2 separate regions of the Homo sapiens genome follow, and region 2 is linked to region 1. A link is a contact called in ENCODE Hi-C or POLR2A ChIA-PET data. All regions are on one chromosome and are shown on one strand. The core of a region is the stretch at or near the end of the contact, and the rest is flanking DNA. Distances in the headings are between cores, read along the strand shown.

The links. A loop is a pair of places that touch in the nucleus more often than their neighbours do. ChIA-PET counts read pairs that join two places held with the same protein, here RNA polymerase II (POLR2A). Pooled maps may share reads with other maps.
Region 2: a loop to region 1 is called in a map of natural killer cell, with 24 times the contacts of the local background. The contact joins the promoter of ZC3H18-DT here to the promoter of TRAPPC2L in region 1. A Hi-C loop is called at or near these places in 1 of 168 maps with a recorded cell type or tissue (natural killer cell) and 3 of 50 pooled maps. POLR2A ChIA-PET finds 5 or more read pairs at or near these places in 1 of 52 experiments (activated CD4-positive, alpha-beta T cell).

Annotation. Positions count from the first base shown.
Region 1 is chr16:88,855,728-88,861,795 of GRCh38, forward strand. It overlaps TRAPPC2L (trafficking protein particle complex subunit 2L), which reads left to right and starts at 1,400. Exons shown (of 5, transcript NM_001318525.2): 1 at 1,400-1,456; 2 at 2,892-3,064; 3 at 3,936-4,023; 4 at 4,166-4,245; 5 at 5,187-6,068. The coding sequence starts at 1,424. The coding sequence ends at 5,232. GALNS (galactosamine (N-acetyl)-6-sulfatase) reads right to left here and starts at 1,220. Exons shown (of 14, transcript NM_000512.5): 1 at 1,031-1,220. The coding sequence starts at 1,150. LOC107983950 (a long non-coding RNA gene) reads right to left here and starts at 853. Exons shown (of 2, transcript XR_933884.3): 1 at 724-853; 2 at 1-574. RefSeq lists a silencer at 953-1,352.
Region 2 is chr16:88,559,622-88,565,689 of GRCh38, forward strand. ZC3H18-DT (ZC3H18 divergent transcript) reads right to left here and starts at 2,362. Exons shown (of 3, transcript NR_146877.1): 1 at 1,883-2,362; 2 at 1,630-1,750; 3 at 482-1,104.

The DNA of each region.
Region 1 (6,068 bases), core at 150-2,649:
ACTACCAGCACCTTCCAATTCCGACAGCCACGACTGCCCAGCCCTTGGGTGTGGCCCGTGGCCCCCACTGGTCAGCACAGGTGGGTCTGAAGGCACCTGTCAGGGTCTCTGCTGGTCGGAGCCAGCACACAGGGGCTGAGCGACACCGACGGCCCAAAACTGTCTGGTACTCGGTGTCGTCCCAGTCCTCACACACAACGTGAGCACGGCGGGACAGGTGTAACCCCCCAGGTGTGGCAGCTGAGGTTCAAGAATGGAAGTGACCCCCAAGCTTGGAGACAGTAGGGTTTCAACCCAGGTGTGTCTGGGGTCCTGCACGGTGACCCATGCCCCAGGCAGGCTCATTCCTGAGTCTCCAGGTGGCTCCCACAAGGAGTTAGGGAAGGAGGCCTCCAGGCTGGCTGTGACCCCTGACCCCGCACTTGCCCACCAGGAGACATTCCAGCCTTTCAGTTCTTCAGACCTTAGGGACACCTGACCTTCGCTCAGCATTCTCCAGAGGACAGAGACAGCCGTCAGGTAAGACTGGAGCCCAGCGGGGGGACCCGGCGGCCCGAGGTGGCGGGAGTGATTCCTAGGGCGACGCAGCTCTCAGGCAGGGCGGCAGGAGCAGCCTCTTCCTCCCTTTGGGGAGGCCACGCTGCGCGCCCACCTTTCCCAAGAGTAGAGGGCGGGAAAGGTCAGACGGGGGAGGCAGGGCCCGGTAGCACGCCGGCCACCCACCTGCCAGGGAGGACGCTGTCCCGGTCATGCAGCACAGTGGCAGCGCGTGTGGTGATCGGTGACCGCCGAGACCCCACGCCTGGACCCCGCGGCCACTCCCCGAGGGGCCTCCCCCTCCCCGCACGGGGATACCCCCCGTCCCCTCCCCCTCCTCCTCCCCGCGCGGGGCCTCCCCCCTTCCCCAAGGGGCCTCCCCTCACCTCTCCCCCCACCCCGCCCGCCCTTCCCCCACCTCGCTCCTCCCTCCATCCGCCCCTCCCCTCCCCGCCCCACCCCGGCCCTGCCCCGTCCCACCGCCCGCACTCACGTCGTCCATGAGCAGGAGCAGGATGTTGGGGGGCTGCGGGGCGCCCGAGGCCCCCATCCCCGCGGCGCTGAGCACCAGCAACAGCTGCCACCACCTCGTCGCCGCGACAACCGCCGCCATGGCAACCACGGGAGCCGCGGAGCCCCGGCCAGCGAGCCGACCTAGCGAGCGTCCGCCGGCCCTTCCGGCTGGGCTGCGGGGCGGGGCCTGGACGGCCACGTGACTCGCGGGGCGGGGCCAGAGTCCGCGGAGGGACGGGAGGCGGGGCCTGGACTGCCTCGTGACCAGTGGGGCGGGGCCTGAGCCAGCTGTGTGCGGATGGGGCGGGGCTTTGGAGGCCGCGTGACCAGCGGCGGGTCACGTGACGCGGTGCCTGGCGCCGAGCCTCCCAAGATGGCGGTGTGCATCGCGGTGATTGCCAAGGAGGTGCGTACGCGCGGCGTGGGGCGTCCGGGCTCGCACCATCCTCGGCTCTCCGCTTTCTTTCTACTTCTTCCCTGGGCTTAGAAGGCACCTTAGGAAATGGGACCTGGAGGAGGCCTTCGCCGAGCTCCAGCGGTCAGGGGCTTCGCGGTGGACGAGCCGCCAGGCAGACCCTGACTGAGACCCCAGTTCCGCGCTCGCCCGTCCCGCTGCTGAACGCACCCCTCGGCGCAGCAGGTCTCCTCCCCGCCAGGACCCACCAGAAACCTAGGTGGTCCCGGGCACTACCTCCGTCCTCCGTCCTCAGCAGGTTCTGCCCGTTCTCCCGTCCAGCGCTGGTTCCCCGCGGACGGCGGCCCCGGCCCTCCTGCCAGTCTCCCCGGAGCCGAGTTAAAAACAAATCGGATCCTGTCACGCCTCTGCCTGAGACCTCTGCAGTGGCTTCTCGTTGCCTTAGGATGCTGTCTGAATAACCTGCTCTGGGATCCTTTCCCCCCATAACCCTTGGCACTCTCCGCTCCAACCAAACAATTCTGCAGCTCCCTGGACATGCTCTGCCCTCTCACCTGTGGGCCTTTGCACGCGGAACACCTCTCCCCAGCTCCCATCCTCTTTACTGGCCCACATACATTTCAACTGGAAAGCATTTTCTGAAGGCTAAGACTGAGCTGGGTGGCTGCCCACACGCTCCTGCTGCACGGAGCCTTCATTTCCTAGCCAGGGTCTCCCGAGACCAGACTCGAGACCGCTCCCTGCTGGGCGGTGGCTGCTGCTAAGCTGCTCATGGGCTTCCCTCTTGGCCAAGATGATCATTTGCTTGTTTGTGGGTTTATTGACTAGGTATCACTCCCCACGAGGGTAGCGAGGACTCTTGTTCACTGTATTTGTGCAGGACCCAGTGCTGAACACACACAGGGTAAATGGTGGTGTGTGAAAGACCGAGAAAGAAGCTGTTAATTCTGGGCTTCCAATGGTCAGAAATGCAGAGATGAAGGGAATTTGAGCTGAGTCTTGAAGGGTTTAGTAAAAGGGTCACTGTCAAGGTGAAGAAAAGCCAGTATTGAGGGTGCTGTATTTGGGTGAGCCATGCAGAGTTAGAGGTGGGCTGAGGCAGAGTGGCCTCCAGGAGAAGGTGAGAGGCGTGCCCAGGTGCCAGGCTTGATCGGCAGGCTGTGCTCAGGCCCATTTTTCTGATTCATTTTTTCTTTTCCGCCCACCCTACTGCTGCTGCTTTGCAAACAACACATAAATCTCCTTAGGTTAGCTGGGATCCCCTGAAGGCAGTGCCCACTGCGGCATAGAGAATGAAGCGGTGGGCCTTAGAGCATGGGAATGCGTTCCCCGGGTGGCTGCAGGTCACGGCTCTGCAGCATAGTTCAGAGCTGGTGTGCGCTGGGTGGAGTCTTGTCCTTTCAGTCGCCGTCATCCTTTCTTGCAGAATTACCCCCTCTACATTCGCAGCACCCCTACGGAGAACGAGCTGAAGTTCCACTACATGGTGCACACATCTCTGGACGTGGTGGATGAGAAGATCTCCGCAATGGGGAAGGCCCTGGTCGACCAGAGGGAGCTGTACCTGGGCCTGCTCTACCCCACGGAGGACTACAAGGTGTATCTTTCAGGGCAGGGTGTGTGTCAGGGAGGACCTACAGTTGCAAGATGTACTTTAGGATCAGATAACTTGAAACCTTTTAGAAGAAAAAGAGGTGAGAGTTTTTAGCCAGCCAGGGAATTAGGGTAGCTTGAGGTGAATGAAGGCCTGTAACTCTTCTCTTTCATTGGAAGAGCCATTTGGGAAAAGCAAGGCTAGAATTCCCCGTAGAATGTTTTGGTTTGCACGTGTCCGTTGTCTGGTTTGCAGAGGAAGTGGGACACTTCTGCTTTGTACCTGCAAGGATTTCTTTCTGTGCTTTTCAGGGGGAGCCACCACCTTTGAGCAGGGGATAATAGTTTCATTTATTTCATTAGGCCTTGCCTCTTATGTCACTAGACACTCGTCTAGTCCCTTGGGACAAATCACTTGAGGCCATGGAATTCAAAGACCTTCCCAAAAGTCATCATGTAGCCTGTCCATGGTGACATTTGCTAGTAGCCACTATTTTACAAAATAATGTGGCCTCTAGAGAGGGGATCCGCCTTGTTCACGAAGCCTCTGGTTTTGCAGTTAACTTTCCGGGCCAGGCATTGATTCATGAAGAGGGTGAGGTGTTCCAGACAGACAGACTCGGAGTCTAGGTGGTTCGGCTCCTGGAGTGTGAACTGGGTAAGGCTTGGCTGCCTGCTCTTCGCTTCTCCTGCAAACACCAGACGTCGCCCTAGCAAAGTATTTAGGCTTGTACCCAGCACGGCCACTGCAGGACCAGCCCAGCATGGGCATTTCCTGTGATTCAAGGTTGCCACATTTCTCCAAAGTGAGGGCCCACAGAGGGCCCTCCACCGGCAGTCCCTGTGTTACGAGTGCCTTCCCTAACCAGCTGTGCAGATACGGCTACGTCACCAACTCCAAGGTGAAGTTTGTCATGGTGGTAGATTCCTCCAACACAGCCCTTCGAGACAACGAAATTCGCAGCGTAAGTCAGGGAGTTAGAGGGCCACGCCCGAGTGGGTGTTTTGTTTTTCCTTTTTGACTTTGTTTTGAAATGCTGAGAAACTAAAAATCTGGCAGTGGCTGTGTGTATGTGGCAAGGTCATGGTTTGCTGGGTCTTTTTCAGATGTTCCGGAAGCTACACAACTCCTACACAGACGTGATGTGCAACCCCTTCTACAACCCGGGGGACCGCATCCAGTCCAGGTGGGCCCTACTTTCTGTGTCTTGCCACCTTCTTTCTGTAGGACATGCCTTGCCATTTTGGTTGCCAAAATGCAACCATTTGGAAAATAAGGGAGGAAAGATCTTTTTAAGCTATGAGCACCATCCCCCTAGGGCAGAGGTTTTAAAGCCACAAAGCCCCGTTTCTCCACACCAACTCTTACACAGATCTCCAGCGCATAAAGTGGATAGAGTGTGTGTGGTGTGGGGAGTAGAGCTTGCCCATTTGGCTTCCCAGGTGTGCCCAGTGGGTACCTGGGGCACCTGCAGGACTCAGGGCCAAGCACATGGGCAGTGGCTTTCAGGGATCACACGTCCTTTTGTAGCTACCTGATCTTTTATGTTGAATTTGGAACAGTCAGGAACCTGGTTTGCAGGTGTCTTCCGAATAGTCCACAAAGTAAACAGATTTAACTTTTGAACATCATGAGGGAAATGTGGGGTCCATGCCCACATTCCAGACTTGCTTTCAGTGAGTCCCCAGTTCCAAGACATAATTCCCTGTGGTTGGCAGGGAAGAGGACGCTGCAGTGATCCAAGGCAGGCCCCTCCCTCCACCAGGACACTGTCTTGGGGCCATCCTGGTCCCAGATGGGAGCAGGCAGGCGAATGTCCACAGTCTTGCCTCCTGGGCTGCACAGGGCCATCCTTGCCACACCACCGCTCTGCCTGCCCATGCTGCTCCCTCCTCCACCCCTTCCTGGGGCCTTGGGAGGCTGCACAGGGAACTTGGAGGCAGCAGATGGGTTCTCAGTGCCCGGTGGGGTGGGACTCCTGTCCTGGCCTCTCAGCGGAGTTCACATTTCTGGACCCTGGAGAAGGTCCCGAGCATCCTGTGGATGGAGCCATGCTGCCCGGCCCGTCTCTGAGCAGAGGGGTGGAGGGCCTGGCTCTCCTCTGAGTGGGTCTGTTTCTCTTAGCAGGGCCTTTGATAACATGGTGACGTCGATGATGATACAGGTGTGCTGAGTGAGCTGTGCTGCCAGCCATCGCAGAGGAGCCCGCGCACGACTGTGGTGGGGCCGTCGGTCTGTTCTGGTTGCCTCTTCCTGAATGGGACGCCTGGGGCTTTCAGGGCAGGCAGCTGTGCATGTTCTCTCAACTAAAGGTCTTGTGAGAGGAGATTTGGCTTTTTCCTTCCGTGTCAGCCAAGGATTTAATTAAGAAGAATTCAACTAAGGACTTTTCTGGGGTGTGGGCAGAGGTTTGGGATCAGATGGCGCAGGTAGCCTGTCCTCAGTTGTCCCAAAGGGGCAGAGGCAGGGGTGCCTGGAGCCAAGAGTTCCTGAGCCTGCAGGACCTGTGACCATGTGGGTCACCCACTGGCTGAACAGGTGGGCTGGTCTGGAGGGGGTGGCCTCCTGAGCCCAGAACCAGCCTAGGATCTAGGGGCACAAGGGGAGCCGGCGTGGCTTCCCACAGGGGAGGGCCCTCCTCTTTCTGGACTTGGCCTCCATTCTTTGCATCTGGCTCAATGTCTGGATTCCGCCCGGCCTTAAAAGGAGCCCTTGTGAAACCTGGGAAGCCTCGTGGCCCCGCGGCGTTGGCTCAGCTGCAGCCCTGGTCCTAAACCTTGGAGCGCAGACTTGAGGCACCCCCTCCTGCCTGTTGGTGCTGAGGGGGTTGGGTGCTGTGTCACTTGATGACGTGGCTGACTACCACCCAGGGCAGCGGCCGAGCCCATAGTGGCGTCAGTGCCGCCGGCGTCCTTGGGGTCCAGCGGTCAAGGCTCAGCCCGCTGAGGGGACCCCCCCGGAGTTGGTTCCAGCACTGGTCCAGGACTGGAGAGTTTCTCAAGGACCTTG
Region 2 (6,068 bases), core at 1,112-3,611, 300 kb before region 1:
ATGTTAGCCCGGATGGTCTCAATCTCCTGACCTCGTGATCCACCCACCTCGGCCTCCGAAAGTGCTGGGATTACAGGCATGAGCCACCATGCCCGGCTCCCTGCCTTTTCTTTCTTTCTTTCCCCTTCCTGTCTTTTTTTTATTGAGTGAAATTCACATAACATAAAATTAACCATTCTGGGCTGGGTGCTGTGGCTCATGCCTTGTAATCCCAGCACTTTGGGAGGCCAAAGTGGGCAGATCACCTGAGGTCAGAAGTTCGAGATCAGCCTGGCCAACCTGGTGAAACCCGATCTCTACTAAAAATACGAAAAATTAACCTGGCATGGTGGCAGGCGCATGTAATTCCAGCTACTCAGGAGGCTGAGGCATGAGAATCACTTCAACTGGGAGGCAGAGGTTGCCGTGAGCCGAGGTCCCACCACTGCACTCCAGGTTCGGCCACACAGTGAGTCTCCATCTCAAAAAAAAAAAGAAGAAGAAGGAGAAGAAAAAGAATTTTTCAGCATCCCAGAGGCCCCTGGCCTCCCAGCCACTGTCCCTCCCTTCCTGGAGGCCAGCCACCATTGTGATGAAGAGAACCCCGTCTCTCCCTCAACATGCACCCCAAAACACCATCCTCTATGTTGCCTGTTTGTGATCCACACAGAATTCCACAGAATTGAGCCTGGCCACTTCTGCTCAATGTGATTGAGAGAGGCTTCCTTGCTGCGCATAACTGCAATTCGCCTGTCTCCACTGCCGCGGAAGGGCCCGGCGACGGGATAGACCATGATTCGCCCGTCTCCACGGCCACGGAAGGGCCCGGCGATGAGATAGACTGCAATACATTTTCCCATGAAGCTGTTGATCGGCTCCTGGGCTGTTTCTGGTTTGGAGGGTGTCATGAATGAGGCTGGCATGAGCACATGAGTTCTGGCTGAGTAGTATTTTCAGCAGCTTGGCCAAAAGGTATGACTTTTCAGGACCTGGCTGAAGGAGGGACTCCAGAGAAAAGGGCTGATGGGCGGGAAAGCGCTGGCAGAGGGGATGGCCAAGCCACAGCTGGCAGGCTATGGTTCCCAGAGCCCCAATCAACACACCTCAGCTCCCAACTGGGGCTACCTGGAACGACAGGAAAGGCTGACTCCATGAGCTGTCATGGCGTGGAAGACCCAGTTGTGCCCAATGGACGCAAGCTCCCTCCATTTCTGGCCATCCCCTGCTGATTCCCTCCCACCCCCACCTCCAGCCCGACCCCGCCTTCTCCACCAGGTGCCCTCCCATGAATTCAGCTCCATGGACAGCTCCCAGGCTGCTGTCCTCCATGTGGTGCTGAAATCACCCCAACAGAGAAGCCAAGACATGGAGAAGCTAAGGAAGAAAATGGAATGAAATGGCATGGGATGGAGCTACAGAGCCATCAGTCCTGAACCCGCCACCACGTAGAAGTGGAGGCAGGGGTCCAGAGAGGGAAGTCTTTTGCCTAAAGGGGTCATGAAGTGCTCGGTGGTAATAAATGGAATCGTCTACGACGACCGAGATTTACAGAACCCTGTCTGCATGCCAGGCACCACGCTGAGTGTTCGTATGTGGACCGCCACCGTCAACCCACACGGCAAGCTCAAGAGTAGGGCCCTACGATTGTACCTGCTCAACAGAGGAGAAGCCTCATCGGTGAGCAGCAGAGCTGGGCCTGGAACCTGTGTCTTCAGCCCTACCCCGGGCCTTTCCTCCCCTTGCCCTTGGTCTCAGTGGGTCCACTGTTTCTCTAGAACCAGAAAATGACAGTCACAGCAGCGTTGACGTCACCCCCAGTATATGAGTCAGGGTTCTCTAGAGGGACAGCACTAATAGGACAGATGTATACATGGAGGGGAGTTTACTGGGAGTATTGACTCACATGATCACCAGGTGAAGTCCCACAATAGGCCGTCTGCAAGCTGAGGAGCCAGGAAGCCAGTCCGAGTCCCAAATTCCAGGCGGTGAAATGGCAGCTGAACTGACATTCATTCATTCATTCATTCATCAATCAATCATTCATTCACCCCCACCAGCCTGCAGAGGTCCTACGGTGCCAGGCCCTGGGGCTGCAGAAACAACAGAAAAGCCCCCAGCCTCAAGCTCAGCTGCGCCGGGAATCCTTTCCCCGGCCTCCTTGGGGTGTCTGAGACCTCGTCAAAGAGTTGGGGGCCCATGGACATCTCGAGGGAAAGGCAGGGGGCCAGATGGGGTCAGAGCCAGCATCCCTCCAGAGGCTGGGACAGGGACTGGAGTGGACTCACTGTGTCTGTGGTGGGGGCCATGATGGAAGTGGGGGTCCCACACAGAACAGACAGGGCTTCCTGCAGGTTTCACCTGCAGTCCAGGGCCTGGGACCACCCCCACCCCCCCATCCCCCATCCCCCACCCCCCCACCCCCCCACCCCTCTATCACCCTTCACCCCCCCATCCCCCCTTCCCCCCGGGAACAGCGGCTGGGCGGAGTGGGAGTGCCCTCTGGTGGCTCTTTGAGGAAATAGCAAGGGCTATCCTTCGTAAAATGCTTTCAGACAGAACCGCTGGTATGGCACTCGGCCTCCCGCTGAAGACATGGATACAGGCTGGACACACACGCTTCGCTGTGTGATACACGCATGTAACGGGGCCTGTGGGGAGTAACCAGCGCTGGTGGGGCCCGGGGCTATATCCCTTGAGCGAACATAAACAAGAAAGTGAGCCCACGTTCAGCCTGGTTTTCCTTGTGGGGCATCTTCCCACATTGGCGTGGAGGTCCAAAAACAGAAAGCACAGCCTTGCCGAGCTGAGAAACAGGGATTAGAGTTTGAGGCTCCAAACCTGCTGGGGCCTGAGGGAACTTGGAGAAAGAGCCCAAAGCCCTGAGTGCAAATCCCCTTCAGGCCGTGGCCGCCCCCTAAGCTGAATATGCCCCCAAGAAACTCCAAGAAACCCAACAGAAAAGGCTCCCGGGAGGATGGAGAGCTGAGCAGGGGTGTTGGCAGCTGCGACGGGCTGGAGACCAAGCCCTGTGGGGGGCGGGGGCTGGTGACCATCACAGGCTTTCCCTTGGGAGCACAGAAGTTCCACTCCCTGGGAACAAGGGCTGTAACCCCCAAAGCCAGTCTGGACAGGGCTAACCTGGGCGCGATGGCTCATGCCTGTAATCGCAGAGCAAAAAAAAAGAATAAGAAAAGTTACAAGGTGTCTTAGTCTGTTACCTGTTGCTATAGCTTAAGAGTGGGTAATTTATAGAGAAGAGAGGTTTGTTTCTTACAGTTCTGAAGGCTGGAGGTCCAAGAGCATGGCGCTGGGCAAGAGCACGCCAGCCCAAGTCTCTCTTTCTCTTCTTTTCTTTCAAGATGGAGTCTCGCTTTGTCACCCAGGCTGGAGTGCAGTGGCACCATCTTGGGTCACTGCAACCTCTGCCTCCTGTCTCAGCCTCTCAAGTAGCTGGGATTATAGGCACCTGCCACCACGCCCGGCTAATTTTTGTATTTTTAGTACAGACGGGGTTTTGTCATATTGGCCAGGCTGGTCTCCAACTCCTGACCTCGTGCTCCGCCCACCTCAGCCTCCCAAAGTGCTGGGATTACAGGCGTGGGCCACCGCGCCCGGCCCGTTTCTTTTGTTATGAGGCCACTAGTCCCATCATGGGGGCCCACTCTGATGACCTTATCCAATCCTAATTACCTCCAAAAGCATATAATTGTGGAGATTAAGTTCCCAACACATAAAGTCTAGGAGAAACATTCAAACCATAGCACAAGGCATGCTCTTAGAAGGGACCAGAAGCCGGGAGTGCATGCCTGTATTCCCAGGGACGAGGGAGGCTGAGGTGGGAGGATCACTTGAGCTCAGGGGGTTGAGGCTGCAGTGAGCCCTGTTCATGCCACTGCACTCCAGCTTGGGCAACAGAGTCAGACCTTGTCTCAAAAAAGAATAAAATAAAAATAAAAAAAGAAGAAGGGACCAGATCACCAGACATGGTGCTGATGCCCATAATCCCAGCACTTTAGGAGGCCAAGGTGGGAAAATCATTTGAGCGCAGGAGTTTGAGACCAGCTTGGGTAACACACTGGGAACCCATCTCTACAAAAAACGAAAACAATAGCTGGGCATGGTGGTGCACACCTGTACTCCCAGCTGCTCTGAGGGCCGAGGTGGGAGGAGCGCTTGAGCCCAAGAGTTTGAGGCTGCAGTGAACCATGATTGTACCACTGCACTCCAGCCTGGGCAACACATGCAAAACCCCGTCTCAAAAATGTGGGAAGGGCAGGGCACGACAGCTCACACCTGTAATCCCAGCACACTGGGAGGCCAAGTCAGGTGGATCACCTGAGGTTGGGAGTTTGAGACCAACCTGGCCAACATGATGAAACCCTGTCTTTACTAAAAATACAAAAATTAGCCAGGCATGGTGGCACATGCCGGTAGTCTCAGCTACTCGGGAGGCTGAGACAGGAGAATCACTTGAACCCGGGAGGCGGAGGTTGCAGTGAGCCAAGATCGTGCCGCTACGCTACACTCCAGCCTGGGGGATGAGTAAGACTCTGTCTCCAAAAAAAAAAGAGGCAGGGACTAGATCACTGAAAACCAAGAGAAAAAGCACTTAATAGCGACGACAGAATCAGAGGTGGTTCAGATATAGGAGGCCTTCAAAATGATAACATGCTACTTTCTTCATGTTGCTCCCCTGCTCAAAAGCCTGCATTGCTTCCCCTTGTTCTTCAATGGGGCAGTCACTACTTTCTTTGCAAGCGGCTTTGCACAATGCCAAGAAAAGAGCTGAGAACGCTGGGTTTCAGTGTGGGCTCTGGCTAAGCCAGGGGTGGTCTTGGACAAGTGATCTCTGGGCCTCGGCCTCCTTCTCTGCACATAAGGCAACTGGAAGAAGTTCCTGCCTCCAACTCTTCTCTCCTAGCAGGTGCTCTAAGGGCTGAGTCATTGTCACAGGGCTCTGCTAGCGAGGTGGGCCTGTGTGGATGCACACTTTGTGAAAACTCATCAAACTGCACACTTACAAGTGTGCATTTTGGGCTGGGCGTTGTGGCTCACACCTATAATCCCAGCACTTTGGGAGGCCGAGGCAGGCGGATCACGAGGTCAGGCCAATATGGTGAAACCTCGTCTCTATTAAAAAATACAAAAATTAGCCAGGCGTGGTGGCGCACCCCTGTAGTCCCAGCTACTCAGGAGGCTGAGGCAGGAGAATCGATGGAACCCAGGAGGCAGAAGTTGCAGTGAGCCGAGATTGCGCCACTGCACTCCAGCCTGGGCAACAGTGCAAGACTCCGTCTCAAAAAAAAAAAAAAAAGTGTTCATTTTGGCAAACCCCAACTCAATAAAGTTGGGGTTTTTTTGTTGTTTTTTGTTGTCGTTTTGAGACAGAGTTTTGCTATTGTCGCCCAGGCTGGAGGGCAGTGGCGCAATCTTGGATCACTGCAACCTCTACCTTTTGGGTTCAAGTGATTCCCCTGCCTCAGCCTCCCGAGTAGCTACGATTGCAGGTGCCCGCCACCACACCCGGCTAATTTTTGTATTTTTAGTAGAGACAAGGTTTCACCATGTTGACTAGGCTGGTCTCGAACACCTGACCTCAGGTTATCTACCTGCCTCGGCCTCCCAAAGTGCTGGGATTACAGGCATGAGCCACCACACCTGGCCTAAAGTTGATTTTTAAAACTAGCTTCCTGCCTCTTCCCTCCCAGTTTCCACCCCCAATTGGCAACAAGTTTTAACTCTTTTCATGGTCTCTTCCGGCATTTTCCCGATCTCCAGTAATATTCATACCAATGTTTCTTGACTTTTTCTTAATAAGGGCACTAGTCACACTCCCAGCAGCAGAGTACGTGATTCTAGTTGCTCCACATTCTTGTGAAAAAAAAAATATGAAATTAATTTTTTAGACCAGTTTTAGGTTTAAAGAAAAATGAGAGGCCAGGCACAGTGGCTCACGCCTGTAATCCCAGCACTTTGGGAGGCTGAGGCGGGTGGATCACGAGGTCAGGAGATCGAGACCATCCTGGCTAACATGGTGAAACCCCGTCTCCACTAAAAAATACACAAAAATTAGCCAGGCGTGGTGATGG